Linked DNA regions of Homo sapiens: region 1 is linked to region 2. A link is a loop called in an ENCODE intact Hi-C map of the cell type or tissue named here. Cell type or tissue: OCI-LY7. All regions are shown on one strand. Links, peaks and the distances in the headings refer to the core of each region. The heading gives the core; the rest is flanking DNA.

Region 1 (10,181 bases), core at 1,092-9,091, 59 kb before region 2:
GTGAGGAGTGACCAACTATAGGGGCTTTTTGTAAATTGGACTGCTCTCTCTCCTCCAAAAGCAAAAATAAATATTTTTCCATGTGGGGATGTTATATTTTTTCTCTTTATTTGGTAATGAGCTCTCAAGACAGGATGTGGGTAAGGATAGCAAGCACCTGAGAAAGAAAGTTTGAGCTGCAATATATTTTATTTTCCTCTACCCCAATTAAATAACAATAGTCAAACACAATTTAAAATTTCCTTCTGCCTGAGACTGTCATCCTCACCTCTGGAATTCCTCTGGAAAATTTTTACCTGGTTAATAATAATCTCTCTCTCTCTCTTTCTCTCTCTCTCTCACACACACACACACACAAACGTTATTAATAATAATCACTCTCTCTATCACACACACACATACAACACACCCACAAACACAGCCTAGCTCTCTCACTTGGCATCATTCTTTTGCCTTCATGGGAACTTAAGCCAAGTTTAATAAGAGACTTATAGTGAGTTGGTGATGTCCCAAATTCTCATGCTTTCAGGAGAATGGCAGCCAGTAAGTGATATCACCTGATATTCCCAGGTAACCTGGGAATGTTTCCTTTGTGGTATGTTCCTGGGTTGGCCAAGCCACAGAGATTGGGTAGGAAAATGACTGGTTGGCATGCAAGTACATAGGCGCACTCCTGATTACGTGGAATAGAGTAGGACTGTCTAACTTTAAAGTGCTTGTGAACCACATGGGGATCTTGTTAAAATACAGATTCTAATTCAGTAGGTTCCTGGAGTAGGCTCCAAGATTCTGCATTTCTTTTCTTTTTCTTTTCTTCTTCTTCTTCTTTTTTTTTTTTTTTTGAGACGGTGTCTCACTCTGTTGCCCAGGCTGGAGTGCTTTGGTGCGATCTTGGCTCATTGCAACCTCTGCCTCCCAGGTTCAAGTGATTCTCCTGCCTCAACCTCCCAAGTAGCTGGGATTACAGGTGCGTGCCACCATGCCCAGCTAATTTTTGTATTTTTAGTAGAGACCATGGTGACCAGGCTGGTCTCTAACTCCTGGCCTCAGGTGATCCACCTGCCTCGGCCTCCCAAAGTGCTGGGGTTACAGGTGTGAGCTACTGCACTTGGCCAAGATGCAGTAGCTCATGCCTGCATCCCAGCACTTTGCACCCTGCACTTCTAACATAGGTGTGCATAGGTGCTCTATGCAGAGAAGAATGGCCTCTCCCTGACCCTCTTCTTCCTACTTCTTCCCCATCACAGAATTTGAGAACTGTTGGTGGGGGAGTGGAATTGAACTTCTTGTCTAGTTGCTCCTAAAACACTGGTCTACAGAATGACTACCTGGTGATTTCACCAGGGAGATCTTTAAAAAATCTAGATTCCCAGAGATTCTGATTCAGCAGTTCTGGGGGAAGTCCCAGTCACCTGTATTCATTCAAAGCTCCCAGGCCAATTGGGGGAGCAAAAAACACTTTGAACCATTAATATCTTTCTTATTTTATAAATAAGGAAATAGGGTGGTTGCATGACCTGCCCAACCTGACCTAGTTGTGGTCATCAATACTAGAACTTGGGTACCCTTTTCCAGCCCAATACCCTGCTATTTCCAATCTGACTACCCAGGGCAATTGCTTCTACTAAGAAAGGAAAGCAATTTCCTACCCCTGAATAAGTGATTCTTAAGCATAAAATAAATGTCAGGTTCAGTGCTGTTTAATGGATCCAGAACATTTTCCTGTCGTTGGAAGCAAACATGAATAGATCTAAAGTGCAATTTGTTTCCATCCTACTCTAAAAGGAAGTTGGATGAAGTGTGCTATGGGAATGGAAATGTTTCACATTTTATTCCTCTGGGAGATAATTTCATAATTTAAAAGGTCTTTGTTCTTGGGTGTTTTTCTGATAACCAATGAAAATATCAATGCTTTCAGATGGCTTCCATATAATCAACAATCCTTGAATTGACATATTGTATTCCTTTCTTCTTGATACTTGAAGCGTTCATATTTATTTTCATTTCACTTGCCATGGCTCATTTATTGGGCTGCCTGGTCTCTTTGACACTGAAACTTTGCACAAGTCTGTATCTTCGTCTTCCCTCCTGAGCTGTGCCAATTCATGGGCTGGAACTATGATTTGGATTTTTCCCATGGTCTGGGTAATTCCTGTTTCACTGTTTTTAGTTCTTTCTTTTTGGAAAGAAGAAAACCTCCATTAATGTTAAATAAAAGTATCTGCTGGTCTAGTCCCACATAAACAAGCCTATTGAAAGGCTGAGAAAGGTATTATGGCTTTGGGAGGGGTTTCCTGCAGAATCTGCATCTCTAACCCCGAACTTCTCTCCATTTACAGGGAAGATATCTCAGCCCAGAAGCCTCTCCGCCCGCATCCTGCAGCCACACTGGGCTGCTCTGGCAATGAGAGACTCTAGCCCATGGACACTCTTCTCATAAAGAGTTTCCTGGTAGATGGGAAACCTTATGACCGTCCAGGTCCATTCTGCCTGCATGCAGTAAATCAATCTCTGTGACACAGGTTTTGCAAAAGAGAAAAGATTTGTTCACAAGGGCACCAAGCAAGGAGGCAGGAGAACAGCTCTCAAATTCACCTCCCCAAAGATAAGGCTTAGGGATATTAATGGGTTAGGGAAGTGGGATGATCTAAGCCTTGGGGAAATGTGATTGGTAGTAGGAAAAACTGAAGTAACAGGTTCGTTCTGCACAAGTGTGGTTGGGGTTTATGGCATTTCATAAGACACATGTACAGACAATGGTGGTGGTAGCATGATCTGAGGTTGGAGTTTTTGGACCTCTGACATCAGAGGCACCTCTTGGGCATACCCAGTTGAAGGGTCGGTGGTCTCTACTGGTTTAAACTGGACAGGAGCTGGCTCAGGTTCCTGAACAACAACTGAAGCGACCACTATAGGTCGCTTGGTGACCTATAAATGTGTTATCTGTAAAGTAGCCAGTGAAGGTTAAGTTTCAGTGTTCAGGCTGGGCATGGTGGCTCGTACCTGCAATCCCAGCCTTTTGGGAGGCCATGGTGGGAGGATCGCTTGAGACCAGCCTGGGCAACATAGTGGGACCTCATCTCTACAAAAAATAATTTTTGAAAATTAGCTGGGCATGATGGTGTGCACCTGTGGTCCCAGCTAGTCAGGAGGCTGAGGTGGGAGGATTGCTTGAGTCCAGGATTTCGTGGGATCAAGCTATGATCATCATTGCACTCCAGCCCTGGTGACAGAGTTAAAAAAAAAAAAAGTTTTGGCATTTAGCAGTGAGGCCTTCAGCTACTGTGGCCTTCAGCTTCATGGAAAAGGGGGAAAAAAATCCTAAAAAGCAATTAACCAAAAGCAAGCAGGGCAGACTCACCTTATCAAATTAACCCCTTGGTTTTATGTTTGATTTGTTCTCATCCTATAAATGCTACCTCTACTGACAGAACAAACAAAGGAGGAGGCTTCTTGAAGTGTATTTTCTTTCTGGAGCAGTCTATTAAGCAAGTAGCCTGACACTAATTTTCTTTTTCTTTTTTTTTTGATATGGAGTTTCACTCTTGTTGCCCAGGCTGGAGTGCAATGGCGCAAGCTCAGCTCACTGCAACCTCTGCCTCGTGGGTTCAAGTGATTCTCCTGCCTCAGCCTCCCAAGTAGCTGGGATTACAGGTGTGTGCCCACGCCCGGCTAATTTTTGTATATTTAGTAGAGACCGGGTTTCACCATGTTGGCCAGGCTGCTCTCAAACTCCTGACCTCAGGTGATCCACCCGCCTCGGCCTTCTAAAGTGCTGGGATTACATACGTGAGGCAGTGTGCCTGGCCAAGATTAATTTTCATTTAAAGACATGACCAACATGTTGGGAGCACTGGCTGTCAGCAGGTGTTTCTATTATACAGTGGACTGAGCCCTGGACAAGGGTGAAAGAGCCAAGTGCTTGGTTCTACTCCCCTCTGCATGGTCAGATGCCCTAGGGAGCTTCAGGATTCCCACCGTTATAATGGAGGGAATGCCACCCTGACCATTTCAAATGAGAAGAGATATGTGAAAGCCCAGGATAAGCTGTAAACCTTGAAACAAATATATGATAGGATTATTAGCACCAAGATAATGTTCTGCATGTTATGGGTAATAATCAATCTTCTTCCTATTAGACTTTTGTAAGTGGTATAAAGGATGGTGTGGCAACTGTGTGGTTTCTTTGGAAATTCTCCTCTCAGATCTTCTACCACGGGAGCATTGTTAACTGAGGGTCTCAGTGCTGCCGTCTGAAATTCCTCACAGCATTAAGCCCAGCCCATGCTTTCTAGGGCCTTAGTCCAGCCAGTCGTAACTGTGGCAAGGATACTAAGACATGAGAAACATAGGATTCCGCTAAAGAGTGATTTTTGGCTCGAAGACTCATCAGTCATGCTGAAATTTTCCTAGAGCTGCACAACAGTCGAAGGCCTCCCTCCCTCCCTTCCTTCCCCATCTCCTTCAGAGACCTCAGGACTCACTGTGGCCTGATTGTTCTTCCCACCTCCTTAGGCTCCGGCTCCCTCCCCATTTTTTCTCATTGGTGTTGTGCTAACAAATCTCTTGCTTATCTTAATCTCCTTATAGCATCTGCTTCTTAGAGACCCAGATTAATGCAGACCATGAATCCATCTTCCTGTGAATGTGTCCAGCACCTGGAATTGTTAGCAGTGAGCATTCCCCTGAACCTGGAACCTTCTTTGGCACAGGCTTCTTGGACTAGGTCAGTTCTGTGGTTCTACTGAGTTCTTCGGCACATGAATAATTCCCTTGCAAGCATCCTGCTTTTTGACTCAGCATTCTCTAGCCACTGACTGCCAAAGAGAGTCACCTGCAGGGACAGAGGAAGTCACCTGCAGTCACTTGCAGAGACAGAGCCCAGCTGCCCATTCCAGGACCCTTGGACCCACTCTCGAATGTGCTCCCCAGCCTCTCCCTTGGGGCCACCACTTCTCTCTTTACTCCCTCATGCACAAAAACCTTCATTCCACTTCCTCCTCCAAGTACACAGTAGCCCTTAATGTACCCTTAATAGCCCTCTATTAGAATGAATTAGGTTATCATAGAGGTTTTTTTTTTTTTTTAATGTCAGCGATTTAAAGTAACAAAGGTTTATGTCCTGCTCATTCCATGTCTAACATGGATTGGCAGGAGGGGCTCTGCTCATCACAGGGACTTAGGATCACAGACTGGGGGAGACTTTTCTCAGTACATGCCGTCCCAATGACCAAGAAAGGGAAGAGCAGGCTGGAGTTTGAGTACCTGCAATTACATGCTTCCTTCCAGAAGTGACACATCAATTCTGCTCACATTTCATCAGCCAAAGCAAGTCACTTGACCATGCCTAACTGCAAGGGGGTAGGGGTGTAAAGGCAAGCAAATGGAACACATATGCAACCATCCCCTCAGAAAAGATGGCTCCAAAGGAGTCCCAGTTTTTAGCACATAAATGCTTCACCATCCCTAAAAGCCTGAGAGAATTAAGTTTCCTGAGGACTGAGAAAAATATTTAAATCCACACGAGGGTTAAGCAAAACATAGCAAAGGGAGAAGGGTTAAGTTTTTCACATCCTGCTGCAGAGTTAACACTACAAATGCTGGGCTTGGTTATGAGAACACAACCAGCAAAGCCATGGGGTTTGTGTAAGCACTGTTGATGTCAGTAAAACATCACATCCCAGACTTGTATGTGGCAATAGGTCAGCTCCTCGCTCCCTGCCTTGACTGTACCTCTGCACCTGTTCAGGAATCCTGGAGGAGAAACAGGAACTCAGGCAGACAAGTGGTGATTCCTGCCACTGTGTCAGGGTATTTTTTCTTGCAAAAGTGGGCCCCGACTAAGCAGGACAATATACCTATATATTGTGAAACTGACCCTTGAAATGCAATGAAGTCCTATTGTCAAAACAGCCTTACAAGGACGGAAACATCATCTTGCTCAGTCCCTTTGTGACCTTCACTCTCAGAGAGGGGTGGAAAAGGACTCTCTTCTCTGGCCTTGGCTAAATGGCTGTCTTTCTAGAGCTTTTCTGTTTGGTCCACACTTTTCCTAGGATATGGGAGGTTTTTAAATGCTTTGGATTTAAAATACCAAATACAGTGTGGATTGAATTTCCGTTCTGTTCGGTACCTCAAACAGGCCAATTCAATAGAAAAATTAAGTCAAAAGAGTTTGTTATGTTTTGTAAGGCAAATGACCAACAAATGAACTACAATGTTCATGTTTCCAGTGGCTGTACAAAATTAATTTGCAGAAAATGAAAACATGTAAAATAGATGAATAAAGTTAAATAAAAGTCTTTCTGTTTAGGAGATAGGACAGTGTAAACTAATTTTTAAATAAAGTAGTTTGAAATAGTAAAGTAAAATTCTATTTGCCTTAAAATAAGACTTGTGGTCTTAGACTTCACCTTTTCTGGGTGACCGCTGAGGTATAGCACCCTGGTTTCTCTAAGCTTAAAATAATTACTCAAAAAATATTATGTGCAGTCCTGAGCCAGGCTGTATTCTAGGCACCAGACAGACAGCCACGGGAGCTACCTAGTATTTTGGCATGACTGACAGATGTAGTGCTCTAAAATGTGCTGATATGCCTTTTCTTGGTCACTGCTCATGAGGCAATAACCAAGTGTTCTTTGCTGCTCTGCAAAACGAGAACCCAGTTAGGCTTCTGTGCATGGCATGGAGCAGTATGTCCTCTGGGTGCTGTTTTACAGGCATACTTGCCAAGTTTTATGATGGAATGATAGTTTCTCCTTAATAGTTTTTATCCACCCTGGAATTACAAAGACAAGGCCCATGTTTGCCTAAGGAAGGACAAACAGGATTGATTTCAGTCTGTCAAAGTCTGTTGGTATAAAATATTGAGAGAACCTTTCTCAAAAGGCATTTGTAGAAGAGCATTAAATCATCACTAACACAGTGTTTTACAGAGTTCAGAGCCCTCTCATTCTGTCTTAGTCTAGGGAGAGTTTGGTTAAAGGGTGTAAACAGGTGCTGACCCTGGTCTGTCTAAGGATCAGAATTAGAGGGAGATGCTTTGCTTCAACGTTATGGAAAATGCCCTTCTTTACATTCATATTAAGCAAAATTTCTATTAGTAATTTATAGCATGGGTCCCAATTGGAATAGAATGAAGTTTTCCCAGACCTTCCTTACAGGTTGACTTTTTCAGTATTGGGTGAAATTATTAATCTTCCCAGAGAGGATCAGCATATATAGAACTTGTTTTATCAAACTAGTTTGTCTCCAGGTGGGACTTTAGTGACACTATTACTAATCATGGCCTTTAATCTGCTAAAATAAAATTCTAGCTGATTATCGAGGCAGGCAGATCACTTGAGATTGAGACCAGCCTCGCCAACATGGTGAAAACCCCTCTCTATTCAAAATACAAAAATTAGCCAGGCGTGGTGGTACCTGTAATCTCAGCTGCTCAGGAGGCTGAGGCAGGAGAATTGCTTGAACCCAGGACATGCAGGTTGCAGTGAGCCAAGATCATGCCACTGCATTCCAGCCTGGGTGACAGAGGAAGACTTCATCTTAAAAAAAAAATCCAGCTGATTATCAAGCACAAAAGTATAGATGATGACTACAATTTACCTAACATCTACTTATATAGTTATATTCTCAGTACTTTACAGGCCTTATCTTGTTTAATTTACCAATCAACAGATGGTGTAATTGAGACCGGACTGGCATTTCTCAGCCTCCTTCACAGCTATATCTAGCCATTTGAATAAATTATTGTCAATGAAAAGTAAACAGAAGCAATATATAGAACTTTTGAGATATCTCCAAAAAATGGAATGGTCAAGAATCATTTTCTTACTCCCACAAATAATCTAGTGAAGATGCTGTTTCCAAAGAAATCTATCAAGACTTCCAATTAAACATACTATATGGAACACAAATTTATATCTGCTGTCTCCCAGAACTCCACTATAATGATACTGAATAAATTAAACAAGCAAGTGGGAGTGAGGTACCATATGAGATCAGGCGGATGAAGTGAAAGACTGTATATTGAATTGCGAGATTCCTTCCTAGTCTCCTCTTCTTGGCTACAAAAAAAGTTGGCTGCCAGATTTGTCACCTCGAGACCCCACTTTCCCATAATCCCACCAGCCATGAGAAAATGACTGGCCTGTAAAAATATATTAACTTGAAAATAATTTCGCCTAGAATAAAATGAAAGGAAATGAGTAGATCACAAGGCATACATGTATGTAAAAAGAAACATAGATGACTGGGCGCAGTGGCTCACACCTATAATCCCAGCAATTTGGGAGGCCTAGGCGGGCGGATTGCCTGAGCTCAGGAGTTCAAGACCAGCCTGGGAAACACGGTAAAACCCCATCTCTACTAAAATACAAAAAATTAGCCGGGCGTAGTGGTGTATGCCAGTCGTCCCAGCTACTTGGGAGGCTGAGGCAGGAGTATTGCTTGAACCCGGGAGGTGGAGGTTGCAGTGAGCTGAGATCGCGCCACTGCACTCCAGCCTGGGTGACAGAGAGAGACTCCGTCTCTAAAAAAAAAAAAAAAAACACAACAACAGAGAAATAAGAACTTGGTTGAAACAAGTACTTTAGAATCAGGAATGAGTTATATGCCTCGTGTTAATGAGACATGAATAATTAAAGGATTCTTACATTTTATTATATCAAGGACACAATGGTTAAAAATTCTAAGCCAAACGGGTGAAGTTCTCTGTAAGTTTGGCTTTCTGTTTACACATGCTCTGACCCTTGAAAATATAATTATACTTACTCTTAAATATTTGCTTACTAAGGGCAGAGAATCTCCAGACAAGTAACATCTAAATATAACAATTGTAATTTATAATCTTGAGACTTTGTATACTGCAGAAAATTCTATTTGGTAGAGACAGCTGTGTGTTCACTTGTGTTATAAACTTTATTCATCATGGGAAATTGAATTTTCTGTCTTGTTTTGTTATAATTAAGCCACTAATTATCACCATACTTGTTAAAAAGTTTTCAATGTTTACCATGTAAATTTCCCAGATATTTCCTCCTTGTAGTTGTATAGGTGAAATATGAGATGGAGTTTATAAAATATTCATGTCTAAAATACAACACAAAATCTCATCTTGCATAGGTTCAAGAGAAAAGACCTATAAACACTGACACATGTTGATCCTCTGAAATAAAAGCAGCATTCCCCCATGTCACCCTCCAGGGAAGCAGCCCCTCTCCTTTAGACAATCTCTGCCCAAGCATATAGAGATTCCAATCTCTCTTTTTTTCAATGCCTCACTCTTAAATATAACCGGTCATCCATGGGACATCCAGATATTTGAGAAAATCTTTCAACATTTAAGATAGAGAACAAAATAATCAAGAAGAAACCTCCCAGAGAAAGCAGAGACAATGCAACAGAAGAACACTTTAGATTAGAAGAGCAATGCTATCTATAATAAAATAATCAAGATGTTATATAAAGAGGGGTGTTCAGAAATAGCAAGAAAGAGGATACCATCAACTTTAAATGGGAAGTGGAGCAAGAAGACTTGATGGACAATAGGAGAGAAAAGAACAAATTAAAGATCAATCCAGCAGGCCTAACATTAGTCTAATAGGCACAAAAGTAATAGAGAACAGAAAAAATGGAGTGGAAAAAACTGTCAGGGAAAGAATACAAGACAATTCTGCAGAACTTTAGGATAGAAGGTTTCAAATTTAAGAGCCCACTGAGTACTCAGCAACACGGCTAAAAAAAGACCACACCAGAGCACATCATTATGAAATTTTAGATCGCTAATTATAAGGGTTAACTTTATTGTATCAGATTTTGACTTCTTGACTTCAACACTGAAAATTAGGTGCAAATGAAGAAATGACTTCAGCATTCAGGGAAATACTGCCCAAACTATTGATCAAGAAGGTGTGCAGAATAAAATGTCTTAGACATCCAATTTTTCAAAGACTTTACCTGCCATGCACCCTTTACAAGAAGGTAGTAGAGGATGTGTCTCAAAAACACAAGGGGTTGAAAAGCAAAAAGAAGGCATAGGATACAAGAAAGAGGTGATCTGGCACAAGAAAACAGTAATGGAATTCCCAGAATGATGGAGGAAGAACACCCAGAAATCCTCTAGGGCAACTATGCCTGAAAGGAGCAAGATGACAAAAGTTGCAGGGAAAAATGTCTCAAGA
Region 2 (10,181 bases), core at 668-8,667:
GGATTTGAGACATGGAGTCAAAAGAGATCATTTTGAAGCTTTACAATTTGAGTGCCCCGCTGGATTTCAGACTTGCATAAGGCACTTCATTTTGCCCAATTTCTCCCATTTGGAATGGCTGTGTTTACCCAATGCTTGTACCACTCCATTGTATCTAGGAAGTAACTAACATGTTTTCGATTTTAGAGGCTCATAGGTGGAAGGGACTTGTCTTGTCTCAGATGAGACTTTGGACTATGGACTTTTGAGTTAATGCTGAAATGAGTTAAGACTTTGGGGGACTGTTGGGAAGGCATGACTGGTTTTGAAATGTGAGGACATGAGATTTGGAGGGGCCAGGGGCAGATTAATATGGTTTAGCTCTGTGTCCCCACCCCAATCTCACCTTGAATTGTAATAATCCCCATATGTCATAGGAGGGACCTGGTGGGAGGTAATTGAATCTGGGGGTGGGCTTTTTCTATGCTGTTCTCATGATAGTGAATGCATCTCATGAGATTTGATGATTTTATAAAGGGGAGTTCTCCTGCACATACCCACTTGCCTGCTGCCATGTAAGACATAATTTTGCTCTTCATTCACTATAGTAGTCTGTTTTCATGCTGCTGATAAAGACATATCTGAGACAGGGAAGAAAAAGAGGTTTAATTGGACTTACAGTTCCACATGGCTGGGAAGGCCTCAGAATCATGGCGGGAGATGAAAGACACTTCTTACATGGCAGCAGCAAGATAAAATGAGGAAGAAGTAGAAGTAGAAACCCCTAATAAACCCATCAGATCTCGTGAGACTTATTCACTATCATGAGAATGACACAGGAAAGGCTGGCCCCCATGATTCAATTACCTGCTCCGGGTCCCTCCCACAACACGTGGGAATTCTTGGAGATACAATTCAAGTTGAGATTTGGGTGGATACACAGCAAAACCATATCATTCACCTTCCAGCATGATTGTGGGGCCTCCCCAGCCATGTGGAACTGTTCCCGGACCAAACTGAGGGTCAGGCTGCTTATTCTCATGGCCCAATAATGAGATGCTGATGAAAGGGGAAAGGGCAGAGTTTTTATTTCTGTAACAGGTTACAGGGAGAAGGCCCAGAAAATATCACCAGACCAACTCAAAATTAGTTTTCCAGAGATTATATACCTTCTAAGCTTTATGTCTACATGTAAGTGTGCATTCATCTGAAGACATAGTGATTAACTTCTTTTAATCTATAACTAAGATCTGAGTCCCGAAGACTTTCCTCTGGAGCCTCAGTAAATTTACTTAATCTAAATGGGTCCAGGTGCTGGGGTGATTACCCTTATCTTGTCTCCTGCTAAATCATGGAGGTTTGGGGAGTTCCTTCAGACCCGCAATAAACTTGTTTGCAGAGGCCTGGGAAGTGTCTTCAGACCCCCAATAAAACTTGTTTAATCCTAAACAGGTCCTGTTAAGAATTCCTTTGTTATCTTATCATGCTTTAAGGCAGAGGAAAGGCCTAGGCAAAACTCTTGGTGGGCTTTTTGTTACATTCTAGCCTTTGTATAAGGACACTGGCTCTTTTAGCTTTTAATATTTAACTTAACAACTCAGTCAGTACTGAAACAGTTGTTACGGTGGCTTGCATTAATGAGACCTGGCTTGCCACAGAACTGTGAGTCCATTAAATCTCTTACCTTTACAAATTACACAGTCTCGGATATGTCTTTATTAGCAGTGTGAGAATAGACCAATGCACTACCAATCCAATCTAACCCCAAACGTGAGCGAAGAAAGCTAAGCAGATTTGTGATGTAGGGACATAGTTCCTTGTCAGGGCCAATATTTATGTCAAGGCTATTTAATTTTTAGTCCTTCTTTCCATATGGAGCATGCACATTCAGACCTGATTTTGTAGGGCCTAACGCTTAAATAACTTTGTGTCCTTCATTGAGAAAACATATTTAAAAAATATAAAATTAGGTACAGAGATTTGAAAGGTGCTTGTGTAAATAAGGGGCTCTAAGGCTTTAGTTTCATTAGGGTCACAGTAAATACACCTCTGGAAGACTGAAAACAGATCACATGCTCCAGATGGTGTCTTAAAATTTTCCTGATGGCCAGGTGTGGTGGCTCATGCCTGTAATCCCAGCACTTTGGGAGGCCAGGGTGGGAGGATTGCTTGAGCCCAGGAGTTCAAAACCAGCCTGGGCAATATAGTGAAATCCTGTCTCAACAAAAAAGCTAAAAAATTAGCCCAGCATGGTGGCGCATCCCTGTGGTCTCAGCTGCATGAGGTGCTAGAGTAGAAGGATCACTTGAGCCCAGGAGATCGAGGCTGTGGTATGCCATAATCGTGTCTCTCCACTCTGGTCTGGGCAACAGAGTGAGGACCTGTCTCGAAAAAAATAAAATAAAATAAAGCTTCCTGATAAGACTTACTTTTCTGCCAGATAGTTATTAAATATATCTCACATTATTAAGTATCTCATACTCTTTTTTTTCTCTCTCTCAGCTACTGTCAGTTTGATTAAGCTGATCTTTTTAAAAATCAAATAGGAATACACCCAGAGCTTTTATATTCTGACTATATGCAGAAAAATATCTTGAGCCAAGTTCTCTCTGGTCTTTCTAATCTATAAATTTTTTTGTTAAACATGTTTAGGAACTTCATAGCTATGCTAGTAAAAGGGTGAGGAGTTGGGGATTAATTCTAAGCCTGAAGAAGAGCCACTGGGGAGTGAGAGGACCTGATTGCTGTCTAGCCACCTGATATTGCCTTATTCATGGTTGAAGTTGGTTCCCAGCCATCTAGCCAGGGAATTAGCCTGGACAAAAGTGGTGGGCACATACCTGGATATCTCATTTACCAGTTCATGTTGTCACTGGCTCCCTTCTCTTTGGCCTAAAACTGAGATGAAGAGCCGGAAGGCATTGCCTCTTGGTTATGAAGACCTCCTACCTGTACTGCCCCAGAGCTTCACTAAAAAGAAGCTCCAATTGGGCTCACAGAAGTGACAAAACATATATTGTGGGGGTCATTAGTAACGTTAACTCATTTCGAACTGCTCATGGGCAGAGCCATGACTTTCCTAATACACACACCAGTGCCTGAGCCCATGTCTCCATAAGCATTTGTTCTTCGTTTGATAAACAAATGGATAGATGTATTTTAGGGCAAGATATTCATTCATTTAACAGATATTTACTGGGTACCTAATATCTGCCTGGCACCATTCTACATGCTGTGATAGAGAACTGAACAAAATAGACAAGTCTGCCCATGAAGATTACATTCTAGTGAGACGTGGTGTGTCATGACTTTTTCATAGTCCTGGGTATTCCAGGTTGTGGTGGTGGTGATGGGGGTGCTGCTGCTGCTGCTGCTGGTGGTTGTGTGTGTGTGCTTGTATTTCTTGGGGAACAGGGGTTTATAGAGGAGAAAGTAGTGGAGATTAATGTAAAAAATTGACTTTTAGAGAAGCTAATAATAGTCAGCTGAAAGCAGCAGGGCATGCTGTATATACTTTCAGCCCTGCATGCTCTGATTGTAGAACAGAGGGAGCACTAGAGTCTGGAGTACCATAGAGTACTCCACAGAGCCAGCATTCAGGTGGCCTTGAGGACAGCATTTTCAGTGTCAGGTGAAGGTCTAGCCTGAACAGAACCTGAATTCCCTTTTATCAGCTAGGGCTCTTAGATGCTAGTCATGAACAAGAACCCGGCAGGGTGCAGTGGCTCATGCCTGTAATCCCAGCACTTTAGGAGGCTGAAGTGGGAGAATCACTTGAGCCCAGGAGTTCAAGGCTATAGTGAGCTCTGATTGCACCTCTGCTCTCCAGCCTGAGTGACACAGTGAGATCCTATTTCTTAAAACAAAACAAAACAACAACAACAAAATAAGAACCTTCTATAGCTAATTAGAGCAGAAAGAATGTTTACTAAAGGATATTTGGTATCTTAAAGAAACTCCAGGAGAGCCAGAGAAACAGTGATGGAGACTGTACACCAAGAACTATGCCAAAATTGCCTACAGGACTGCTCCATGGAGGCCAGAGGGCAGCATTGGATACAGATCCTGCAGCTCACACTGCTGACACAGGAATCCGGACACCACCAAGACTGGTAGCTCAATGTCTCACCCCTACCCTTGCCACAACTGAGTTTCCAAAACTTTTTTAAAGTTCCAGAATAACACAGAATAGAAAAGAATTATCACAGACCACGCTTCCATATAACCACCACCCAGGTCAAGAACCCTCCCATGCCCAGTTCCCACCCCTATTCCTGTCTCTCCTCAATGGCAGAATAGCTCTTCCTGTCATTCTTTTCTGAGTAGAAAATCTTGTATCTGATTGGAGCAGCCTGGGAAGGTGAGTTTCTGGCATTTACTCCATAGAGATGAAGATTTAAAATAATTCCTCAAGGATAGGAAGGGTTTTCACAGGTTTTGAACAGCTTTACAGTATCACAAACTGTTACCATGTTCCCCAATGGGTAAATAAACATCTCAACCTCGTTAGGTTGAACCAGGTGTAATTTTAATTTTTGTAGGTTAAAAGTGGCTGAGTATCAGCAGTTTCCTGTGGTTTAACCTAATAGAAAAGAGTGTCAGTTAAAGCACAGGAAATGGAAAAGCATCTGAAAGAGATGAATAAGGAAGTGCTCAGGAAAGGCGAGAATGCTTGAAGCCAGCATCAGTTAGTAATGTGAGGCTTTGAACCTGTAAGTTACCTAGTTTATTACCTCCAGCATCTCTCGTTGCTATATGAGAAGTTTGTGGAACTAAGACAAGTGGTCTCTGTGTGTATGTGTTTGTTGCTTAGTAGTGAGCACTGCAAGGCAAGGAACACTGGGGGGAATTTAAAGCAACTGGCTGTGAAACCTCAAGACAGGAAGGAAGCTTCGCAGCTTGGTAGGTGCCAGTAGAGAATTGTCCAAGCAAGACAGAGCTACAGCCTTGTTTGCGTCCTGTTCTGAAGGCAGCGGGGTGGGTTGTACTACATTTTATAACACTTCTAAGTGGCTGTGGTTAAAATACACATCCTTAATGCAAGAAAATCATCAGGTGGCACAAAGACAGGCTATAATTTCATTCAGGTCAACATTGCTTAATAGAGGAAAAATAGAAATGACCTAGATGTTCAATTACGAGAGATTTTTAATATAAGTTATTTATCCATGTAATAGAATGCTAAAGAGTACCTAAAATAGTATTGTAGAAAATTATTTAATGACAAATTAAGCTGTTCAGGAAGCAGTAGTCTAATGATTAAAAGTATAGACTCCAGAGCCAAAATGCTTTGTTTGAGTCCTGGCTCTACTTACTAGCTGAGCTAAGGTGGGCAAGTTCCTCACTTGAGGTGTTAGAAGAGTTATTATAGGTAAAGCATGCAAAAGAGTTTCTGGAACATAAGAGGCACTGTGTATGTGTCAACTATTATGATGATTATTGTTGTTGACTGAATGTTTGTGTTCCCCCAAATTCATATATTGAAATCCTCAATGTGATGGTAGTAAGAGGTAACTAGGTCATAGGTAATTACCTCTGGGAGGTAATTAGGTCGTAAGGATGGAGCCCTCGTGAATAGGACTTGTGCCCCTAGAAGATGAGACAGAAGAGCTTGTTTTTCTCTGCCATGTGAGGATACAACCAGAAGATGACCTTCTGCAAATCAGGAAGCAGGCTCTCTCCAGACACCACATCTGCCAGTACCTTGAGCTTGAACTTCCAAGCCTCCAGAACTGTGAGAAATGAATGTTTATGGTTTAAGCCACTCAGTCTATGGTACATTTGTTATAGGAAGCCAAACTGACTAAGACAATCATATTCTTAAGGAAACCAACAAGGTTTAAAAACATAGTATATACTAATTAATCATGTGTATTTACTTTTGCTCCCTTATGAAATCTCACTAAAAAGTCTGGGCATGGTTGCTCATACCTGTAATCTCAGCACTTTGGGACTCTAAGGTGGGCGGATCACGTGAGGTCAGGAGTTCAAGACCAGCCTGGCCAACATGGTGTAACCCCGTCTCTACTAAAAATACAAAAATTAGCCACACATAGTGGTGCACACCCGTAGTCCCAGCTACTCAGGAGGCTGAGGCAGGAGAATAGCTTAAACCCAGGAGGCAGAGGTTGCAGTGAGCTGAGATCATGCCACCGCACTCCAGCCTGGGTGACAGAGCAAGACTCCATCTCAAAAACAAACAAACAAAAATCTCACTAAAAGAACAGTAAAGGAATTGAGAAATTAAAGTCCATGAAGACAGAAGGAAAATGGAGATGCAGCACATACATGTTTTGGCCAAATGCTAAATGGGTGAATGTTAAAATCAATGTTTGTCCAAAACCAAGGCTAACACCAAATAGCACCATCATTTGATTAAATTTCTGAGATATGAGAATAAGTGTAAAGTTTCAGTTAATATTTCAATTTTCAATTTTATTATGAAAAATTTTAGTAGTCAAATATTTGAAATTTGACATTGTTGAGCAGAAACCCAATTTTCTCAGCACTGTCAGCTGTGGAATGCTCCAAGGGTCACTATATTGCACATTGGCAATACTAAAGGCATTGCTGGTTTTAACTGAGGTGAGTAGAGTGGAAGATTTTTTTTTGTTGTTGTAGAGACAGAGTCTCACTCTGTCACCCTGGCTGGAGGGCAGTGGTGTGATCTCGGCTCACTGCAAGCTCCGCCTCCTGGGTTCACACCATTCTCCTGCCTCAGCCTCTCCAGTAGCTGGGACTACAGGCACCCGCCACCACACCTGGCTAATTTTTTGTATTTTTAATAGAGACGGGGTTACACCATGTTAGCCAGGGTGGTCTTGATCTCCTGACCTCATGATCCACCCACCTTGGCCTCCCAAAGTGCTGGGATTACAGGTGTGAGCCACCGTGCCTGGCCAAGTGGAAGATTTTAGTAGTAGTAGTAGTAGTAGTAGTAGTAGTAGTAGTAGTAGTAGAAGCATTTTGGCTAGCTCTGCCAGTGTGGGATAATTACTGATTGTAATGTTAACACTAAGTTACCAAGTCTTTTTCCCTCTCTAATAGTAACTGCCTAAAGCAGAGAGTTAACTCATCTTTGGTTTCTGCAATTAAAACTTAAATGATGGTGATAATGCAATTTCATTGAGGCAAACCACTTCCTTTAAACGAGGCTTAAATATATTTAGAAAGAGACTTAATATCACTGCCCTTCTTTCTTTTTCTTTTTTTGGGGGATAGGTGGGCAGATAGGCATTGGATGGTTTATCAAAACTTTATCAAAAGTTTTGTACTTATATCCTGATCTAGAAATGTGGCAATGGATAGATGCAATTGGCTTTGAAAGTTAGAAAATTTCTCTTTAAATTTCCATTTGTATCTCAATTTTTATTGTATGCACTCTAATTCCAGCATCTATCCTGGAATAGAAGGATAGATGGAGCTTTACAACAGGTCACATATAAAAGATACTTGGCCTCTCAAGGCACATCAGTTTGGTATACTCTATAGCATACTCCAGGATACAAGCTGCTTTTTCTGCAAACAACTGTTGGATTTTTGATCTGCTAGATTGACAGAAAAAAAACTTCCTGAATTATAATCTTCTCCATGTTGTTTACAATGTCCTAATTCTGTATTTTGTATTTGACATTTGGACATGTCATGTGTGACCACTTGGTGAATTAATGTTGATTATTGTTGACCTCTGCTTCTATTTCACTTGGCTGCCAAGAGCCTTCTGGGTCTCACACAGTTAAAATCACATTAAACCTAACTGAGGAGATATTTACATAATGGAAAGTCAGTGAAGAAAAGTGTTAGGCAATTGTCAATGACAATATGACAGCCATGATGGAGGCTATTGATTATTTGGGAGCCACAAGCATCTGATGTGTTGGCCATAGGCTTGGTTGTGTGTTCAGACAGTGATGATAGCACAGAGTAAGGTAACAGAAGTATTAGAAGTAGACAGTGAGAGAGTGGGCCCCTTGCCTTAATCTTCATCTCAATCTACCTGAATACAAGGGATTTGGAACTGCCTTGTCTACTCATTCAACTTGTTGATTTAAGATGGAATGAAAGCTGTGCAATGTTAAAGAAGCTGTTTGAACAAAAACAAGTCTTAATACTGCTTTTCTGTGTAACATTGCCAGCCTAGTAGGACCAAAATTCACCAACTGATATGCCTAGTTTTTCTGTGAGGAACTTTTGTACCTAGAATTCATAGCTTCAGCAAATTGCCAAAAAATGTTTTCTGTTTGATTATTGCAAATAGTTGGCAGTACATGGCAATTATTTTGACAAGTTTCCATTTAAATTTTTGGCCTCTATAAGAGACTCAAAATTATAAAGTGTTTTAATTAAGGAGATTTGGAAGTTTTGCTATTTGAAGTTTTATTACTAGAAAAATTGTTAATTAGTAGAAACATTTCTCCATTTTGCTGAGACCAGCTCAGTCATGGAGACCCTAACCCAGTGGCACTAGAGAAGCTAAAGACACACACACAGAAATATTGTGTGTGGAGTGGGAAATCAGGGGCCTCACAGCCTTCAGAGCTGAGAGCCTTGAACAGAGATTTACCCACATATTTATTGACAGCAAGCCAGTGATAAACATTGTTTCCATAGATTATAGACTAACTGAAAGTATTCCTTATGGGAAATAAAGGGATGGGTGTGGCTATTTATCTGCAGCAGGAACATGTCCTTAAGGCACAGATTGCTCATGCTATTGTTTGTGGTTTAAGAACACCTTTAAGTGGTTTTCTGGCCTGGGTGGGCCAGGTGTTCCTTGTCTTAATTCCGATAAACCCACAACCTTCAATGTGGTTGTCATGGACACCATGAACCTGTCACAGTGCTGCAGAGATTTTGCTTGTTTCCAGTTTTGGGGTCCTGCTCCCAGCATGTCCCCCTTCTTTGTTTTGCAAAGTGAAACAAAGGCAGCTTTGTCACAGGAGTGTGGATCTGCATCTGCAGACTATACAAAGACAAACAACACAGATTAAAAGCACAATCATCATTGAAATCACAGAGCTTCCCAGTGTTTTTATCCATTTCAATGGGTTACTAGCTGCTAATCTGTCTGCAGCTCCTTCAAGCACTCCAGTTCCTGACATTAAGGTCAGGTGTGCCTGAGATGCTTTAAATATTTGTTCTTTTAATTTTGCAATATCCAAAGACAAGTTTGTAGAGTGTCCTTATAGATGCTTTTTTATTCTTTCCCAAATTTTGATCTTGTTAAGAGCTATTAATAGTTTCCACAAAGCCTTATGTTTAGCTCCTACAACTGGCCATATCATTTGAGGTTGAGGTGCCACTGTACTGCCATGTTTCCAGATAATAGGAACTCTTGCCATACTTCTTACCATTTCTACCATCTGACCATTTTGTTCAGACCAGCTGAACACGGTGTGGCTGTGGCATGCCGACTGAGAGGTGCAATTCAAGCTAAACATCCCCTTAGGGGGCCAATCAATAATGATTCCATAGGAATCATTGCGCAGCACCTCTGCCTGTTCTGCAATGCAATCTTCCTTAACAAGTACATTCATTTTTTCTGGCCAGGTCCAATCCTGTTTACAAATAGGTTTTTGAGGGCAGTTTGCCTTAATTGTAGGAGCAGATTCATTATGATAAATGCTGATATCAGAAAGCATGTGTAACTGTGTCATAGAGTGATTACATCCAGGCATTATTGCCAGCCAAGATTGACAAATGTGCCCAATAAGTATGATTGTTCTCTGTGTCAGTCCTTGTTGAAGGAATACTCATAGCAATGGTGATCACCAGTATCATAGCTACCATTAAATTACTCATTGTGACTGGTTGTCCCGCTTTCCTCAGGTTTTCTTCTGCCATCTGTGACAGCTTCTTGATCTGTCCCCAAGTAGGTGGCTGTGTTTGACAGGTGTTGCTTGTGACAGTTGGGGTCCTCCTGCATCAGTCTCAACATGGCTGCAACTGAGGGGTCCTTGGGATCCTCCCAAAATCTCTTCCTTGGCATCTGGCTCCTGATAAGGTTTCAGATATCTTGATGGTATCCAAATCGGCTATTGATTCAGTCCTGGAGAAACACAAGCATAACCTCTACCCCAAGTTATTATTTTACATATTTCCCAACTTTTTGTTATTGGATCTCTCCACCAAACCAGTTGTTCTGCTTCTGTCTTTGCAGCTGGTTTCTGTAGATGCTGTTCAGCTGCTGATAATATCTGGCC

The links. Hi-C counts contacts between places; a loop is a spot of excess contacts. Peaks named below come from ENCODE experiments on the same cell type or tissue, not always from the same donor. Only the 100,000 strongest peaks of a DNase experiment are listed, where the experiment ranks them.
Region 1: it touches region 2 in a loop (4-fold over the local background); 4 of 110 quality-filtered maps call a loop at or near these places.

What each region holds. Positions count from the first base shown.
Region 1 is chr14:52,230,421-52,240,601 of GRCh38, reverse strand. No RefSeq gene overlaps it. Among named protein-coding and RNA genes, the nearest start is that of PTGDR, 32 kb to the left of the region's middle. In OCI-LY7, for the core only: no CTCF peak of the experiment used is centred there; no DNase peak of the experiment used is centred there.
Region 2 is chr14:52,170,797-52,180,977 of GRCh38, reverse strand. No RefSeq gene overlaps it. Among named protein-coding and RNA genes, the nearest start is that of LINC02319, 50 kb to the right of the region's middle. In OCI-LY7, for the core only: no CTCF peak of the experiment used is centred there; a DNase peak (open chromatin) is centred at 4,877; H3K4me3 peaks cover 2,012 bases; H3K27ac peaks cover 2,449 bases.